Linked DNA regions of Homo sapiens: region 2 is linked to region 1. A link is a loop called in an ENCODE intact Hi-C map of the cell type or tissue named here. Cell type or tissue: CD4-positive, alpha-beta T cell. All regions are shown on one strand. Each heading gives the region's core, and the rest is flanking DNA. Links, peaks and the distances in the headings are about the cores only. Region 1 overlaps RASSF5 (Ras association domain family member 5). Region 2 overlaps IKBKE (inhibitor of nuclear factor kappa B kinase subunit epsilon).

Evidence for each region. A loop is a pair of places that touch in the nucleus more often than their neighbours do. Peaks named below come from ENCODE experiments on the same cell type or tissue, not always from the same donor. Only the 100,000 strongest peaks of a DNase experiment are listed, where the experiment ranks them.
Region 2: a loop joins it to region 1, with 8 times the contacts of the local background. A loop is called at or near these places in 28 of 110 quality-filtered maps.

What each region holds. Positions count from the first base shown.
Region 1 is chr1:206,577,944-206,589,014 of GRCh38, reverse strand. RASSF5 (Ras association domain family member 5) reads right to left here. Exons shown (of 6, transcript NM_182663.4): 3 at 5,636-5,746; 4 at 4,331-4,628; 5 at 3,720-3,835; 6 at 1-2,189. The coding sequence ends at 2,037. It also overlaps a transcript of EIF2D not described here. Among named protein-coding and RNA genes, the nearest start is that of EIF2D, 29 kb to the left of the region's middle. RefSeq lists an enhancer at 416-916. In CD4-positive, alpha-beta T cell, for the core only: CTCF peaks have their summits at 4,949 and 5,149 (motif pointing right); DNase peaks (open chromatin) are centred at 5,174, 5,654, 7,124 and 8,894; H3K4me3 peaks cover 1,361 bases; H3K27ac peaks cover 4,606 bases.
Region 2 is chr1:206,475,213-206,483,212 of GRCh38, reverse strand. It overlaps IKBKE (inhibitor of nuclear factor kappa B kinase subunit epsilon), which reads right to left. Exons shown (of 22, transcript NM_014002.4): 6 at 6,851-7,032; 7 at 6,375-6,535; 8 at 5,354-5,464; 9 at 4,874-5,053; 10 at 4,080-4,270; 11 at 3,279-3,343; 12 at 3,100-3,191; 13 at 2,680-2,766. Among named protein-coding and RNA genes, the nearest start is that of MIR6769B, 4.4 kb to the right of the region's middle. In CD4-positive, alpha-beta T cell, for the core only: a CTCF peak has its summit at 3,522 (motif pointing left); DNase peaks (open chromatin) are centred at 1,832 and 3,512.

The DNA.
Region 1 (11,071 bases), core at 1,340-9,339:
ACACCCTTATCTCTTTATATATAGCTATATGCCTTTATGTGTATATATACATGACTTTTTTTTTCCTTCTCAAAAATAAAATAGCCATCCCCATAGAGGGAGGTTCTCAGCAGCATTCACAGCGGTTGCAGCAGGAGCCATGCCTTCTATTAATGTTAGAGACATGCAGGACGAAGGAAAATGACTCTCCACCTGCTCCCTTTAATATACAGCAGGGAGAGAGTTTCTAAAGGGAGGGAAGTGATAAGGCTGAGCATGAGATGGCTAACCAGGGTTTTTGTGGTTTAAAAAAATCTTAGAGTTGCGAGCTTGTGTTGCCTTTGAAGCTCTGGAGACTATGCACAGTTCATACGACGAGGGGTCAGCATTCCTTCTGGGATCAGGGGCAGTATGGACTCAGCCTGGGTCAGAGAGGGAACTTCTGAAGCTACACGAACAAGCTTGGGCTTGAACCGACCCAAGAGGGACTTGGGAAGGCAGAGGATAGCAAAGAAATGGTTTCTCAGAGGCTGGGTTGGAAAACCAGCCCTGCTTTGAAAATTACAAGTCCTTCTCCCTCTGCACTGGAGTGTCTCTGCAGTCCTGGCTACTTGTTGGAATTTTTTGACTAATTTATTTTAGGATTCAGCCTAAACAAGAAGCCAGTGCAAATGTAAGTCAGGAATTTGATCCTCCCTGTCAATGTGGTCTGGTATCACTGATTGGAGTCAAAACTCAGGCACCCAGATGGGAGGGAGGTCTGTGACCCTCAACCCATACTGAACGCGGGCTCTCCTGGCCTTGTCTCCCACACCGCCGCCATTGTTCACTTCCTGGCAGGAGAAGCCAGCAGCAGAGCTTCAGGCAAACTCGCCCTACTCCTATTTCTCTCTGAAAACAAAAAGGCACTGAGGTCGACGGGGAGGCCAGGCCCACCGGCTCTCCGAGCGCAGTGCCGGGTCTGGCCCATGCTTCAAAACAGAAAGGACTCCAAGTTGGCCGAATTGGAGGCTCCCCTCTCTGTAATCAAGGCAACTCCTTGGGCAGCACCTGGAGATCCCAGAGTCGCAGTGGGAGGAGGGAGGCAGTGCTGGAGGCCGATGGGGAACCCAAGTAGCCCAGGCCCTCCTCTGCTCTTTAGCTGGGGAAGGCTGAAGACAGCTTGGACACCTTTCTCTGCATTGCTTTTTGGCTTTCTCTTACTGTCTGATTTCCATACTTAGCAGGAGACTTTTTAAATGGTCAATGACTGGCTTCCCTTTGGGGAAACACATGACGATGATGACAACATTAAATTCAAATTTGTAACTTAAAAACGAACAGTTTGTTGACAAAGATGTGACTAAGTACCACACATACGCAGATATATGCCTTTGGGTTTCCATGTGCAATGTGGGCCAGGGCCAGAGCCAGGGCCAGGGCAGGCTGCAGCTTCTCTGGAGATCTCTGAGCCAGCCTCAGCTTTGGTGCTCCTTACCCTGAGCATCTGGGGCCAGTAGCTTTATAAACTTCCCTTAAGTGTGAACAACAGGCACCTTGGGGCCGCGGGAACAGTCCTTTTATGAGCATTACCCTGCTTTCAGGGGCTTAGCTCAGACCTGCAAAAGGAATGTGCTACAACTTTTCACTCATAAATAATGGTCCTGTACGTGGCAAGTAAGAGAACTCAAAGAGGAATCAATGCCAGAGAAAGAACACACAGCTCTAAAACCTTTCTTCCTTCCTTTGCCGGCTGGTGTGAGGTTCCAGTTTGGTGACGAGAGAGGCAACTATTTGGTTGGTGAAAGGCTTGCAGATCGAGAGAGGACGTCAGCTGTTTGTTTCACATGAGTTCTGATCCTTGGCAGAATCTGTGGTGGGGCACAGCCTGGGGGCGGGCACAGCTGAACCCTCGTGCAAACACTTGTCCATGGAAGAGACTTTTGCCACAGCTGGAACTGCTGGGCAGGCACAAATGCACCTGCCAGAGATGTCCTGAGAAAAAGTGTCTGTTGCAAAATAATAATTAATAATACAAATAAATCTGAATGCACCAGGAGGAGAGGAAGCAGGACCGGTTACCCAGGTTTGCCCTGGGATTCTCTTAAGGCCTCCTCCAGTTTCTGCCTAAACTTGTCATACTTCTTTTGCACTTGTTGGATTTTGTCCTGCTCCTCTTTTTCCAGGATTGTTAGGAAGTTCTGAAGTTCAGGGATGGAGAAGGCATCCCACTGTGAGGCGAGAGGGAGATTTGTGGGAAGAAACAGAATAGGAGACAGGTTAGAAGTTGACACGACCTGAGAGACCCTGCTGCCTTCCCCTTCCCAGTTCACATCCGTGATTCACACACAGTTTGCTACTGAACAGACTGAATCAGCGAAGCCTGGGCTTTGCATGCCTGTCATAGCAGCAACAAAATTCCAAATGCTGGCATCTCATGACCAAGAGTTGCCAGTCTATGAACCATGTTTTTATTTTGAAACTCAATAATCTTAAGTTTCTGTGTAGCAGCCGAGATCTTGACAGTGATGCTGGAACCACCCAGCCTCCCAACATGCAGACCCTCAGAAAGCAGGTGGAGGAGTGGAACGTGGACTCAGGAGACCGGGGTTGGGCCTGACTCCACCTCTCCCAGCAGTGTGACCTCGAGCACAGCTTTCCACCCTTCTCAGCCTGTTATCTGCTGGGAAATTGGGGTATCTACCTCCCATGACTGGCAGAGCAGATAATGAGAGCCTGACTGGCCCAGGCCTACCCCTAAAGGACTTGGCCTCTGATGGCAGAAGGCAATTTGGACTTCCATCAGGCTGACCCAAGAGCACAAGCCCTGTGCGGCCAACAATTGAGACTCCTAAGCTCTTTGAGCACAATAGAGTACTAAGGTTTATCTGGTTTGGTCCTCGCTATGGATAAGTGAGAAACCTCAAGTCCACACAGGGAAGGTGGCGTAATCACAATCACAGAGCTCATTGCAGCAGAACTGGAACTAGAGCCCAGGTCTCCACACTTCAAAGTGCCTGAGCTTTCCACAGGGCCAGCAGCATTCAGCTACTGTCCATGGAGTACTTTTTCCAAACATATTCTGCACAGATGCCAATAAAGAAAGCAGATGGGAGCAGAGCGGCCCTTGCTGAAATGGGGAGAAGGGACAGAGTCCCAGCTGCCTTGATCCCTAAATCTCCGCAGTGACTCCCAAAACTCCTTAAAACTCTAGGCCTCCACTGAACACAGTGTGACAAACACTGAGACCTTCCCCTGTTGGTCATTCTCAGGCCATGGGTGGCACCGGCCTGGTTTTACTCCAGTTTATGCCACAAGACTACACACTGGTTAGCTCCCCTTGGGGGATGGAGGTCAAGAAAAGGGAGGACAAATGGCTCAAAAACGTCTATACCCAGTGGAGCCCAGAGATGGAGCTTGGTAGCCCTCGGGCCATTTTGAAGCAAAAACAGCCTGTGCCTGAGCACAGGGAGTTTCTTGGTCCCCCTCCTCCCTGAGTTTTCAGAAATAAAGCACATGAAATCCTTTCTTTCCACAGGCCTTGCCACACACAGGCCCTAATGTGCTACCCCAGGGTGTTCAGAGTCCTGGCTGAAACACTGACCCCCAGGCCCATCACCCACCCCTGCTCACTCTCTCAACAGTCACCTTCCTGCCCGTGCTGCGTGGCTCCCACCTATGTGAGGTAGTTAGGACAACACCCACCTGCACCCACCCAGGGTGCCCTAAGGCCTGGGTTTGCACAATGGGTCCAGACCTACCTCTACCTCTCCAGTTTCATTCTCCTTTAGCACAAAGCTGAGGACCTCCGTGTCAGGCCCAGCAAGCAGGCGCAGGTAGAGGGGGCGGTCAGCAATGGAGAGTTTCTGGAAGAGCACTGCAAACCAAGAGAGGGTGCTGGGAGCTCTTCCCAGAAAAGAAGGGCGGGGCCCAGGCTTGCGGGAAAGGATTGGAAATGCAGAGGTGGGGTACGTACAACTGGAAGTAGACACGGGCCTTTTAATGAAATGAACATGACAGTAATGAACAGGGCAATAACCTTTTATCTTGGGTGTCTGCTCAGAGTTTAAAGCATGATTCCATTCACATCATCTCCTGAAAGATTAGGAATGGTGGGGCAGATTCCTCCCATTGCACAGATCAGGAAATGGGAGCCTAGGGTGTGGTTTTCCTGAAGTCACATGCAGAGTCAGGGACTCTGCTCTTGCCTCCCTGCCCGGATTCCACAGATCTGAACACCACATGGGCAGCTGGACCCCTGGTGCTCAGGAGAAGCCCACAGCTCCCACCCAAGGCCGGCAGGAGTTTTAGTGGGTGGGCTTGGACACAGGTAGGAAGGGAACGGTCTGGTTGGGTTCACTCTTTCTCCTACCTTGTCCGTCCTTGTGTATCCGCTTAAAAAGTGCAAACTTCTGGGGATTGTCCACAACCATGAACTTCTTGAGCAGCCCCTGGATGACCTCACTGACGGTGGTGGTGCTGCTGATGTGCAGCTGCTTGATGGCATCTAGGGGCAGGTAGAAGGATGTCCGCTTGTCCGTGGTAGCCGCCAGGTTCACCTCCTTGATGGCATCATAGATGGACTGGGGCCGGATCCCAGCAGGCACCGTCACAGGCCGCCGGAGTTTCAGATGCACTTTGATGAAACCCGTGTAGGTGCCGTCTTCACTCTGCCAGCGGGGGCATGTCACAGGGGGTCAGGGCCGTCCGCCTTGCATGATCATATCTGCCACTCGGGGCCATTGCCCCAGCAGCACCCACCTGTCTCCTTGAGTTCTTTCCTGCCTCTGCTGACGTGGGAGAGCTGGAGGAAGGAGCAGAGATCCCTTTCCCCATAGTGGGCTGGGAGAAGACCCTCAGGATCCAGCTACCAAAGAGGACCTGTGGGGCTGCAGTGGATTTCCCTCCCAGGAGGCTCAGGCCAGCTCCCTAAACCTCCTGTAACCAGTTGCCTTTGGTGAGTGCCCATTGTAAGAGGCAGGGTGTGGGGTAGCCACTCTAGTTTGTACCTCTGAACCAGGCAGGAAGCAGGAAGGCTCTATAATGAGGGCCTTGGAGAACCAGCCCACTAGATTTCCTCCTGTATCTCTTTACTAAGAAACAGCCTTTAAGACTTAAACCTAGGTGCATTTGTGACTGGATTTTCTGGTGCTCCATCTGGCTGAACCCCAAAGAGCCAGCTGATGCCAGCCACCAGCAGGGGGCAGTGTTTTTCTACCTTCTCCCCTCCCTATTGAAGACAGCCTTTCCCAACTGGGTGCTAAGTTGGGTGCCCTCCCCTCTCTGAGAGAGTATGTCCCTCTCTCACAATCGAAGGGGTAGGAAGGGGAGCAACTAAGTCCCATTGTCCTGGCTCCCTGGAGGCCAAGCAATACTGGGCCCTTGGTCATTACGTACCGTTTAATCACTTAGTTTACACTGAAGCTCAGAGGAGGAGTTAAAAGAGCTTCCCAAAATCACAAGCAAAAAATGAGAGTCAGATCTATTTCCCTAAAGCACATGGAGGCCACTGAGGGCTCTGGCTATCAGCCTTCCAGACCCCGGAGGCCTCTGGAGGCCGGAGGAAAGGGAGGGGACCTGCCAGGGAGTAGCCACAGAATTCAGAGTGAGGGCAGAGGCGCCAAACCCGAAGCGGGTGGTGGAGCAGGGGCCAGGTTGAGGGTGGACGGGCGCTTACCAGTTTCATGCCCAGGCAGTTCTTCTCTCGCGTGTTGTAGCTGTCGATCTTCTGCTTGATCTCCTGCAGTGTGGGCGGGCGCTGTGTCTCCTCCACAGGTTTACAGACATTCTGGAAGAGACACAGAAGTGGAGGTGGATGTGTAGTAGTTCTCAGGGTGAGAAAGGGAACAACCACGCCCTCCCCAAAGCCTCTCTAACCAAGAAGTGAGCATCCAGCCCTGCAGAGTGGAACTAACTGCACGGACTCGGAGTGAGACAATGAGAGGTCAAATTGCAGCTGTGCCAGTGTCTAGCCAGCCCTCCTGGAGAAGTAACTCAGATTTCTCTAAGCCTCAGTCTCCTCATCTGTGAAATGGGAACAATACCTACTGCACAGGCTTGTCTTGAGATTAGTGTGAAAGCGTCTGGCACTCAGGCACTGACTATGAATCTGGTGAATGAGCAGAGCCGCATTTGCTTATGGAAAGCTGCTATGGAAAAGATGCTTCTTTGATGCTATGGGAGATGCAAAGAAATACAAGCCATGGTCTGTCTCCTCAAGGAAGTAACAACACAGCTGGAGGGACAGGCGTCTACCCATGGTGCCAGTATATACTACTGATCGGGAAGACAAGAATTCTCTTAGATCCCAAGGACCAAGGACACATAGAGACCAGTCCAGGCCCCACATCACTTGCCACAGTGCTTTTCACATAGCAAGAAGTAAATATCTATTTGTCAAATGAACGAGTGAACTGGCAGGGATGAAGGGCTGTAGCCCCCTCTACCATAAAAGAGGAGATAAACCGCTACTGGGCACAGGGACACCTAGAATTTACTTAGCACTTCTTCTGTGCCAAGTACTTGGCATACATTATCTCATATGATTCTCACAAACCAGAAGTCTGTAAGATAGTTTATTACCCCATCTTACAGGTGAGACTATTGAGACTAAGAGAAGTTTAGCAACCTGCCTCACACCCTACAGTCAGTATGTACAGAATGAAACAGAAATTCCAGGTCTGTCCCATTGTGTTCCTCCTGTGAGACCATGTGTTCATTCTTCTCATATGTTCCCAGATGCCCTCCTCCTCCCACCCCCTGGGAAGGATAAGTGAACAATGAAATTGAGGAGATTGAGGTCAATGGCCCTCACCTTGTAGAGACAATACAGGGGTGAATTCTGGGGTCGAAGCCACTGTCCCTCAGTCAGTTCTCTGGCTCTCTCTCAAGTTCACTGTTACCCACCTCCCGGTTTTATCTTCACACTGTCCCTGAGTGGCTGGGAGTGTGGGAACTGGTTGGTCAGAACCCACCCAGAATTTGCCTGACGTTCAAGTGTAGCAGACTTGGGGTGGATCAGGATTCTCCTTTGGTAAATGAGGAAACTGAGGCCCAGTGAGGGATGACTCTGACACCATCTGACACTGTCCTGTGGGTGTCTGGGTTTGGCTGGGGAATTTCACAGCTGCCGCGACGTCACATCACCACCCCGCGGAACACAACAGGGCCCCCCCTCCGTGACAGAGCTTTGCCCTACCTTCCTCCCTTCAGCAAGCCATGTGGGAGACACGCCACCCTGAACAACCTGCCATCACTTCCTTCCACTTTCCAATCCCACAGAACCGATGCAATGTCAGGCTCTGGCTGCCAAGAGGAGCTGGCGTGGCTCCAGCCTCCCACCTCCAACCCCTCAGCACAGCTGACATCCTCCTTTCTTTCTTTCCTTCCTTCCTTCCTTTTCTTTCTCTCTCTCTCTCTCCCCCCTCTCTCTCTGTCTCTCTCTCTTTCTTTCTTTCTTTTCTTTCGTCTCCCTCTGTCACCCAGGCTGGAATGCAGTGGCACGATCTTGGCTGACTGCAATCTCTGCCTCCCAGGTTCAAGCAATTCTCCTGCCTCAGCCTCCCAAGTAGCTGGGATTACAGGTGCGCACCACCACACCCAGCTAATTTTTGTATTTTTTAGTAGAGACGGGATTTCACCATATTGGCCAGGCTGATGTCGAACTCCTGACCTCAAATGATCCATCCGCCTTGGCCTCCCAAAGTGCTGGCATTACAGGTGTGAGCCACCGCACCCAGCTTCTGACATCCTCTTTCCATCATGGCATCGTTCCCTGGCCTGTCTGCTCCCGCTGTACTCTCCCCAAGGGGTCCTGACCTATTAATAACAGCCTGTGCTGGGTACTTTCACATACCTTCTCTTACATACTATGTATGTCATTCTTATTTCACAGATAACAAAACTGAGGCTGAGTTTAAGAAACATGCCTGTGGTCCCCTGCTAGTAAGAAGCTAAGTAGGAACTGGAATCAAATCCATCTAAGGCCCATGCTCTTCTCAATTCACCATGTAGCCACCATGGGACGGCATCTTTTGCTGAAGGGGCCGGCCTGCCACACCCATAATGATCACTGAAACTCTGTGCTGCGGGGCTGGGATGAGCAGCTGTTAAACCAAAGCCTGTAAGTTACCTGATCTGTGAAATGTTCATCTAAGATGAGTCTAAGCAGCGGGTCAGGCCCCAGAGGCACCATGTCACCTGTGAAGGTGGGAAGGAAGGACTTCTAACTCAAGTGAGATGCAGCCACCAGGATGCAGGGCCCAGCCTTCTCCTGTGTGCCTTCCCAGGTCTCTGGAACTGAACCTTGATTCTGTTGCAGACCACCCAAGGGCAAGCAGCTCTGGCCATCTCCCACTTGCCGGAGGTGAGTAGCAAGTAGTGTGAGCCTCACAGACTCTCTTCATTCACTGTCAGTCCATTAACCCGGGGACTCTCACAGTGAAGCCTCTCATTTTCCTCATCCCTTCCCTTGGGTAGCTCCCAGAGCTCCCCATCCTCAGTCCTTGCCAGCTGAGCACATGTCTATGGGACCAGATGTGCCTGACCCTGGCCCTACCCCTATACCTTCCCGCTGGGAGCTTCTAATTAGAAAGACCCCGTTGTCTGGTTACTATTATACACTCACTCTGTCTCTGACGCATGTAGGCTATTGCTCCTCAGGAGGTAATAGCTTTCTCATACTTGTCTATAAAAAATAAGTAATGGAAAGAAAATTCTAGAAGCTTCGGAAAGATCTCCTCTCATAGTTTCCAATCAAGCTAGAGCCATTTCCCCGTAAGAAAAGGCAGCTGTGCTGTGGCTTTCAAAGGCTTGATTTTGAATACAGTGAGAAGCAAAGCTGCCTTAGCCTAGGGTTTCTTCTTCCTGTTCCCCTTTCTTCAGCAGATAGACCCATCTATCTCTCCCCTTCCCACCACAAACGCGGGGAAGTGACGCAAGTGGCCACAGGCACCTCTGCCTTCCAGGGCTGACTCAAAAGACAGCAGCCCTGACCTCACCATTCTGAGGCCTGGCCCTCTGGCTGGTGATGGGAAGCCCTGTCTGGGAGTGCCAGGAGCCCCGTGTGTAGCCAACACTACGAATGTCACAGCCATGGAATGCCAGCACCCAGGTCTGGGATGGCTGCTGCCCACAAAAATATCTGGCAGACAAGATGTGACCCATGGACCAAATGAATCACCTCCTGAATTAGGCCAGCCAGCCACAGCCACGAGGGCTCACGGATCCTTTTTCCACCCAAGAGATGGCGTATAATCCAGACCAGTGGTTCTTAAACTTGTCTGCACAGTGCAATCATCTGGGGGATCTTTAGAAACTTAGCTGCCTGGGCTTCATCCCTGGAGATTCTGATTTAATTGGTCTGGGGTGCAGTCTGGGCATGGGAATTTTAAAAATCTCCTAGTTGATTTTAATTCGCAGCAACATTCGAAAAGAACTGAAATAGACAGACCCCTCACAACAATTCCAGACCTCAAGGGTCTTCATCCAGCTGCTGAATTAACACTTGGTGCCAAGAAACACACAAACACCCCAAAGGTTTACCTAACAGGCACTATCTGCCATGAGAGCGAGATCGATACTATAGCAATCTTCAGAGGATAAGACAAAGACTCTGATTCCTATTCACCTGCCAGATTCTTAAGGATCTGTCCACGGGTACAAAGCGAGAAACCAAGCAGACAGTTTTGCCTCTTGGGGTGGCCCAAGATAGAGACAGAATAGGGAACTCTGTTATGATTTAACAAATATAGACATTGGCATGTGAGGTGTCTCTCCTGGGGGCTCACACATCTCAGTGCATCTGGCATGGAATTCATCTATTCCGATTAAGCCCCTGGCATTGGTGGCAGATGGCTGAGCTGTTCCCAATGCACTTGGCATGTCCAGGGCACTGGTGAAAAACAGGTTTGTGCTCACATGTCCTATGCGGTGGAAAAGGGCAATGTCTTCTTTTAGCTCTGGAGGTGATTGGGGAACAGCCATGTAAAGAGGCTGGGTGCTAGGGGTTCACAGCGACACCCCGACCCTGAGTGATTCTCTAATGCTTCCATTTAAATATTCTTAACAAAATAAGGAGGACCATACCCCTTTCGTCTGGGGCCTAACTCAGGGCAGATTTGCCCTAAGCTGTTTTTCTTTATTTTATCACTAAAGCAACAGCAACAAAACCCTACTTCTGCACTCTAATCAATGACATATGTAATCTTAATTTTGGTGACTGGAGAGTGACCTAATGCCCTAAGGAGAGGCTCTGAGTGAGTCACGTGGCTTCTGGTATTCCCAGGTGGGCCCAGGGCACCCAGGAATGCTGTGGCAATGAGAGGGGGTCCCCAGGATGAGGGTGGGCTGAGGAGGACGTGTGTCCCACCGGCAGTACTGCAGCTATTATATACATCCGTGCCTACTTTTTCTTGACCAAAATCACAAACCTAATTTTTGCTAAAAAATTCACTCTCACTCTTTTTAAATTTGTCAGTCTTTCCTCCTTCTGGCCCACGATTTGAATCATCTCACACCTGTTTGCCCATCAGAAGTCACTTTATTTGTCAAGCTCTTCCTGATCACTCCAGCCCTGAATGATGACGATGATTCACTACAGCTAATATGTACCGTGCACTATTCTACTCACTTAGCATGTATTAGCTCATTTCATCATCACAGCAAATGTGTCACAAAAAATACTATTATGATGCTCATTTTACAGTCAAGGAAAGTGAGCCACAGGAAGGTTAAAGCTAACCTACATCTAAAGGCAACACTATACTATCTGGCACTTAAGTAAGCATCTACTTACACACACACACACACACACACACACACACTTTTTTTTTTTGAGATGTCTCCCTCTGTCACCCAGTCGAGAGTGCACTGGTGCAATCACAACTCACTGCAGCCTCGACCTCCTAGGCTCAAGCAATCCTCCTGCCTCAGCCTCCCATGTAGCTGGGACTACAAGCATGTGCCACACTCCTGGCTAATTTTTTTTATTTTTTTGTAGAAATGAGGTGCCTTGCTATGTTGCCCAGGCTGGTCTCAAACTCCTGGCCTCAAGCAATACTCTCACTTCAGCCTCACGAAGTGCCAGGATTACAGGTGTGACCCACCGCGCCTG
Region 2 (8,000 bases), core at 1-8,000, 100 kb after region 1:
TCCTTCCTGCGACACAATAAGATATTCATAGGGATCAAAAGGGACCTTGGAGATGAAGTCTTGCCTGGAATGTCTTGCCTGGTGGCGGGGCTGGGGGAAGCCCTAGGATTCCCAAAGCCCGTCCTGGCTGCCTGAGCAGTGCCTGTGGATGGCAGCAGCTGCCCAGGAGGGCCAGGGAGCTTTGGGACAAAGGCAAGGTTGCTCTACCAAAGGACCTGTCCTGGGGAACCTGAGGCAGGATATGCACACTGGGGGAGAGGTGGGTCACCAGGATGGGCAAAGGTGGGCCACTTGGCATGAGGTGCTGGGTTCCTCCAGTGTGACATTCAGCTCATGAAAATACCTGGTTCCACTGCGGGTGGAGCTAGTGTCTTCAGCCCTTAGGAGAATCTACAGGTCTGGGGATGTTCAGGCAAGAATGGGCTTGCAACATGTGGGAGCTGGGAGGCCGCAGAGATCATGCAACCCTCTCATTTTGAAAATGAGGACACAGAGGCCCAGGTAGGGGAAGGTGACAATGGGCTGGAGCCACACCCAGACTAAGAGAAGAGGCTGCACCTGGCCCTCTGGCTCCCTGCTCACAACTGTTTTTGCTCACCATCCTCCTCCTTGATGGGAGGCTGAAATAGGCTTCAAAGCAGGCACTTGCCTGACCCCAGCTCTCTAGACACACCACGGAGGCCACCTTGGAGGAGGCTGCAGAGCCAGAACAGGGGAACAGCAGCCAGCGGACACCAGGATGCCAGGACGCCAGACCCAGGCCAGCGTGCCATTCCCCACCATGCCTGTCCATCCAGGGCAAGTGGGCAGACAGACACCCAAAAAGCTTTCCCAAACACATCTTTCCAGGTCAAGAATCTACAATGGCTCTCTACTGGTTGTTTTATTGGGGTCCAACCTCTCTCTAGCTGGACTCCTTCAGGGCCTCTATGCCTTCTTTCCTCCCCTCCTCACCTCCACCTCTGTCCGCCTCTGGCTTAGCTCTGGGCTATCTGCCATCATGACTGTGGCTTCAGTAAGCCTCCCCAGCATCCCCTCCTTTCCCCCGAACAGGGCCCTTTTCTTCTCTGTCTCTGCGCAGACCTTCCTGCCTGAGGTATTCTTCTTCTTTCTGGCCTTAAAAGCCTCATCCTAGGCCGGGCGCGGTGGCTCACGCCTGTAATCCCAGCACTTTGGGAGGCTGAGGCAGGCAGATCACGAGGTCAGGAGATCGAGACCATCCCGGCTAAAACGGTGAAACCCCGTCTCTACTAAAAATACAAAAAATTAGCCGGGCGTAGTGGCGGGCACCTGTAGTCCCAGCTACTTGGGAGGCTGAGGCAGGAGAATGGCGTGAACCCGGGAGGCGGAGCTTGCAGTGAGCCGAGATCGCGCCACTGCACTCCAGCCTGGGCGACAGAGCGAGGCTCCGTCTCAAAAAAAAAAAAAAAAAAAAAAAAAAAAAAAGCCTCATCCTTCAGGAAGGCCTCCGTGGTTGCCTCTACCCATCTCAGGTCTCCTCTTACCCAACAATCCCATCAGCCCTCACATGTCCAGGAAGGGCTAGCTGCTCCGGAGGAAGCATGGGCCTCTCTGAATGACAGGATGCCACATCTACCCCTGGAGCCCCCTCTGTGCCCTGGACAGAGCTCTGCTCAAAGGAGATTCACTTGCAGTTCTGCTGACTGAACCCTACTCTCTGTCACCATTTGAGAGGGGCTCAGTCTGGATGGAGACTCCATCCCTGTTATCTGGAGATGCTCCTCTTCCTCCTCCCTGCTCCTCCACCTCCCAGCTGCCCCATCAACTGAGTTGCTGCTGCGAAGCAGGAGGCACGCGGGGCTGCATGAGTCAGCCCACAGCTGGGAAACTCCCTGGAGCTCCCTGAGGACAAGGGCTGGGGGTGGCGGGAGGAGGGGGCCTTCAGGCATATGGGCAGTCTCTGATCTTCTGTTCCCAAAGACTCCTGTCACCAGTGGCATCCCTAGGCTGCAGAGCTCCCACCCTCACCCGTACCATGGCCTCGTGCCTTCCAGGATTTGGGGTGCTGTGCCTACTTCTCAATCGTGCTCTGGCCAATGAAGTCTTCCCACATTCCCCATCTCCAGACCCTTCCACTTGGCTTCCTCCTGCCCGGTCTCTCTCTTTTTCCAACCCATCCCCCCTTATTAGCCCAAGACAAGGGAGTGGAGGGAGTGGGGTTCCAAAGATTGGGGCAGGGAACCCAAGGAAGGCAAGGATAAGTTGAAGACTCAGAGAAAGCAGGAGATGAGGCATGGAGAACGAGACCACCTGGATCTCCATCCCTGGTCACATCCAGGAACTGTGCGTGGGTGTGTGTCCTCCCCCTAGAGTTCTGCTGGCACTTGGCATAGGGTGAGCACTCTAAATCATTCAGAGAAGGACTTGGCAGGACACAAGCCCCTTCTTGGGATAGGGAGGCCACCTTGGTACCTGGAGAGTCTGTGCCCCCATGGGCCCCTTCCCCTGCAGGTGAGGGACTGGGTTTTGGGGGAGCCATTGCAGTTATTTGGTGAGGTGGGGATAAGGGATAGGGTGCGGGTGCCCTCTATTCTAGGAGGGCAGGGAAGGCAGTAGCCCTGGCTTGGGGGAGAAGAGGTGCATTGTTGGAAGTATCTAGGGTGAGGAGCAGACAAGGCAGGGCTGAGAGGTCCCAGCTGGCCTGAGGCGAACACCCACCTCTCAGTTCCCAGGCTGCTGCTGAGGTAGAGGAGGGATGTCCTTGCCACTTCCAGAGTCCGTCTGCATGTGGCCTGGAGCACCTCCCTGTCCAAGGGGAGACTGAGTCAGAGCTGCCTTGATCGGGGGACTCAGCACCGTGCATGCAGACAGCATCCCAGGATACTGGCCTCCACCTCCTGCCGGCCTCCCCCTCTGGCCTGCCTCCCCCTCCGGCCTGCCTCCACCTACAGCCCGCCTCCCCCTCCAGCCCGCCTCCCCCTCTCTGCCCACCTCCCTCTCCTGCCCACCCCCTCCTCCTGCTCACCTCCACTTCCTGCCCACCCCCCACCCATCTCCCCTTCCTGCCCACTCCCCCTCCTGTCCGCCTCCCTCTCCTGCCCGCCTCCCCCTCTGTGCCCAGCCCTCATGATTACTCACATGACCCAGTGCAGCCCCCGAAACATTAGCTCCTGCCCATCCAGCAGGGCCCGTGCCAGCCGCAGGGCCTGGTAGCCGGCGCCCAACACGCCCTGAAACACAGAGATGCACAGGGCCAGGTCCCACACCTCCTACCCTTGGGTCATGCCCCTCCCTGCCACCTGGGGGTTGCCCCTCACCTTGGCAGTGTTGTAATCCGCCTGCAGGTCCACTTTGGGGACGAACTTGGGGACGTCCAGAGCAGCTGCAGACAAAGACCCTGTCTGAGGGGCCTGCCTGTATGGTGCTGGGTCGGCTTATCTTTCATTATTTCCAGCTCACACTCACCCCTCACTGCCAATCTCCCACCTCAGGCTTCACAACTCACCCTGAGCCTCCCACCTTGCCAGCCTTAGCCACACTTAAAGTTGTGATCCCTCACTGCCACCTTGCGGCCACTTTTGAGAACTACCTCCTCATGTCCAAGAGCTGAAAATGGACTAAATCACCCTCTTGTCCACAGGTTTTGAGGTGAATACCCCTTCCTAGCCTCAGAGAAAGAGGATAAAACTTGCACTGTTCAAGTGAGAAGAAAGGACATTTTTGCTAGAGTTTGGAGAGAGGCCCAAGCTCTGGACCCCGACCCCCTTCCCTTCTTTCCAGGAGCTCAGACTTGGGCTTCTTCCAACACAAACTGCCTGAGGCTTCCCCACAAATCAGAGATTATGGAAAGTGCATTAAATCCAGATCTCCCTGTTTCCACTGGAGCTCTTTCCACAGCTCTGAGGATGCCAGTAAGCCCCAGGGAGGTCAAGCCACCAGCCCACGTCATGTGGCATCTCAGAGGCGTCTGCAGAATTAGAACCCACATCTGCCTCCTGCTCCCTGTGGCCCCAAAGAAACACCCACAAAGAAAAGTAACCAATGGCCTGGATTGCAAACTCCTGTCTCAGAGGAAAATGTGGGGAGGAGAAAGATCCAGCCCAGGTGGCTCTACTCACGGTCCCTGAAGGCCAGCCCCTTAGGGATGGCTGTGCTGAAGAGGGTCAGGGGGCTGCTTGCCGTCGTGTGGGCGATGTGCTGTGCTGAGACGCTGGGCTCGAGGACACAGAGGTGACCCTCAAAGAGGTACTCCTGGTGTCGGGGGGCCACACTGGTCTGCTTGTGCACGGCCTCCTGGAAAATGGCTATCCTAGACACAGCCGTGGTGGGGAGCAGAGGGCAGGGGGTGTCAGTAGGCAAGGCAGGGGGCTAGGGTGACCTAAGCCCCAGCTAAGCGTTGCCCATAGACAGGGCTCTGTTTTGCAGAGGGAGGGACGGGGGTGGTTTTCTCTGTCATCAAGGGTGGAGAGACCAAGGGGAGAGTTCACATCTTATAGTGATGGAGACAGAGTGGGAACAGGTCCCAGGAGTCCTAATACCCAGCCTTTGCCTCTGCACCTCTTCCTGTCACACTGCCATTAAAATTTACCTAGTTCTATAAAATTATCCAGGAATCAAGGGTACTATGAGCAGTACCTTTACGAAATGTACAGCCAACATACACCACGCACACACTTCTCAGATGTATAATGCATATTAGCATTAGAAAAGGTACTGACTCTCTGAAGTACATGCAAGAAAACCTGTTTAGCTTTAACTTTGTAGAACTAGTCTTTTCCCAACTACGTTTGGACCTGGAAGCGTTCCTATGTACACACTCCTCAGAACGTACTGTGGGAGATGCTGCTTTGGACATGCACTGCTGCTTGGGTAGAGAAGGTTCTCACCGCTTCCCTCCCTCGCCCCCACTTACGTGTTGTGGGCATGGATATAGATGTGGTGCAGGACTGCCTGGGACAGGGAGAAGACATGGACGACAACTCGCTGCAGGATGTCACTGGTCTCCGCAAAGAACTGGTCGAAGCCCCAGCACTTGGCCTGCTCCACCTCCAGGATGTTGGCCAGGATGGGCACCAGCTGGCTCTGCAGCCCCCTGCCCTCCCAGGACATGGAGACTGTCAGGGGTGGGGGCCCAGACCTATCCTCCTTAAGCAGGCAATAGGAGCGTTCTAAGAGAATATCCTGAAGAGCTAGGACCAAGATGGTGGGGCAGGGTGGGTTGGGGAGGAAGAGCTGGAAGAACTCGTTCCAGCAACCAGATGGGAAAGTGGTGTGCCCAAGCCTGCAGCATGCCCGGAACCTGCTGGAACAGGCCTCAGAAGTCTTGACTTAGCAGAGAGAAGTGACACCCAGCTCAGACTCCAGCATCACCCCCCAGCAGGGTCCCACTCACAGTGACAGCTGGCAGGTGATGGGGAGGGTGTAGCTCCACTCCAGGGGCCCGTTCTCCCGCCTCTGGGCACCTGCAATGGCCCCAGCCGGCTTCTCCGTGGTGATCCGGTACCTGCGGGGAGGAAGGCCAGGTCAGCGGGATCCCCAGCTATCACATTGCCGGGCAACGACACACTCAGCACAAAGGGCTCGGAGCACAGGTTCAAGTCACCCAGCTACCCCAAAGTAGCCTGACAGATGGAGTGTGAGAAACCTGGCTCTCAGCTGTGAGAGCGCCTTGCCTCAGCACTCCTCCTGGAGCCCTTTGCTTCAGGTAGAGACACCTTTGCCCTGTCCACTGCCTCTCCCCCCGCTACACTTCCCTCAGCCTGGCCAGCCTCCTCCACACCTTTGCCCATGCTATGCATGGCCCCAGTATCCTCTCCTCTTTCTTTCCCTTCAGAGTCCAGCCTTCCCTGACAACCCCCATCCATGCTGGTCTTCTGCCCCTTTTGCGGGCCTGATATAGGTTCCACACAGCTGGACCCCGGGGCTGAGGTGGGTGCAGCAACCTTCCCACTAAGCCAGCTGACATCTCCTCTGCTCTGGGCTGTGCACTCAGAGGGAGCCGCTACTGTCTCCAGCCACTTGCTACTTCCCTGTCCGATGGCACAAAACCATGGAAAGACCTTGGACCTGGGAACAGGAAGCTGCCACCTTTGCCCCTGGTGAGCTCTTCCACCTTAGGCAAGGCACTCTTTGAGCTTCGGTTGAGACGAGGAGAGCAGTAAGGGAGCAGAGGGCTAGAGTGAAGCACCGAACTAACATAGAGCATATTCACAGACTCCCATCAGCCCTGGGCAGAGCTCAGCTGCTTGTTTGATCCCATTAACAAAAAAAGATCTACAAAGAGCCTGGGTTGGGGGGTGGACCAGAGGAGGGCCATGGAGTGTGAGGGGACCAGAAGACACAGCAAGGACCGGTGGGGGAAGGGCCAGGGGACTGCCAGTCCGCCCCATTCCCTGCCCTGTGGCCCACCGTACATGATCTCCTTGTTCCGCCGTGGCCCACCAAAGGGGATGAAGGGCAGGCTGCCAGTGGCTGCATGGTACAAGGTCACTCCAATGCTCCAGAGATCCACAGTCACCCCGAACGCTTTTTGCTGGGGCTTTCGAAGCACCGCCCGCTCATACATGTCGGGATGCTGCCGGAGAGAACCAGAATGAGGCCATGGAGCCGGAGGGCTGGCAAGGGCCTGAGACCTGTCAGACCCCCTTTCACCGCCTGCAGGTGAAAACAGAACTGTTCAAATCCTTCTTTGTCATCTTAAAAATGGGTGTCAGCCTCACCTTTTCCATCTTAGAGAACAGAATGCATTCTTCTGGTTGGGGTACAGGGGAGAGACATAACTCCTGTGGAAGCAGGAGGTGGGCCACACCCCCTCATGGGGGCTCTGGGGGGCTCACAAGGCAAGGGGAGCCCTCAGCATAGGGCAGCGGGTCTCGAGCAGCTCACCCACCAGGTACTCCTCAGTCCCATAGACCGAGACGAACTTCTCATCATCATCCAGCTCCCGGGCAGCGCCGAAGTCTGTCAGCTTGTAGATGCTCTGCCCCTCCTCCCCTACGAGGCGCATGATGTTCCCCGGCTTGATGTCGCGATGCACAATGCCGTTCTCCCGCAGGTGGTTCATGCCGGCCACTGGGGACAGACGGGGAGGCCACTAGCTGGCTCTGGTCGGGGACAGTCTAGTGTCTGAGGCTCATCTTGGTGGGAAGGCTGTCCTTGCATCCAGAGAGACAGGAGTTCCCATGGGCTGACAGAGCCATGGGACAGGCAGAAGGACAGAGACATGCATGGGGCTTAGGGGGCATCTCAAGGACACTAGGGTATGGAGGTACCATCTGGATTCTCTAGGAAACCAAGATGGGTGGTGGCTCTGTGTCCTCAAGGGCAGCACCCCTCTTTGTATTACTTCTTTTGATTAGGTGTTCAATTGTGGTAAAATATGCATAACGAAATTTCCCATTTTAACCAATTTTAAGTGTACACTTCATTGGCACTAAGCACACCCACGCTGCTGTGCCACCATCACACCATCCATCTTAGAACTTTTCTCATTCTCCAATTTTTTTTTTTTTTTTGGAGACAGAGTCTCACTCTGACACATAGGCTGGAGTACAGTGGTGCAATCTCAGCTCACTGCAATCTCTGCCTCCCAGGTTCAATCGATTCTCATGCCTCAGCCTCCCAAGTGGCTGGAACTACAGGCATGCACCACCACACCCAGCTAATTTTTGTATTTTTTTAGTAGAGACAGGGTTTCACCGTGTTCGCCAGACTGGTCTCAAACCCCCAACCTCAAATGATCCGCCCACTTGGGCCTCCCAAAGTGCTGGGATTACAGGCATGAGCCACTGCACCCGGCCTCATTCTTCAAACTTGAAACCATACTTATTAAACAACTCCTCATTCTCCTCTGCCCCCAGCCACTGGAAACCACCATGGTACTTTCTGTTTCTATGAATGTATGAGTGGAATCATACAGGATTTGTCCTTCTGTGTCTGGCTTTTTTCACTTAACATAATGTCATCAAGGTCCATCCATGTTGTAGCAGGTGTCAGAATTTCTTTCCTTTTAAGACTGAATAATATTCTATTTTAGGTAC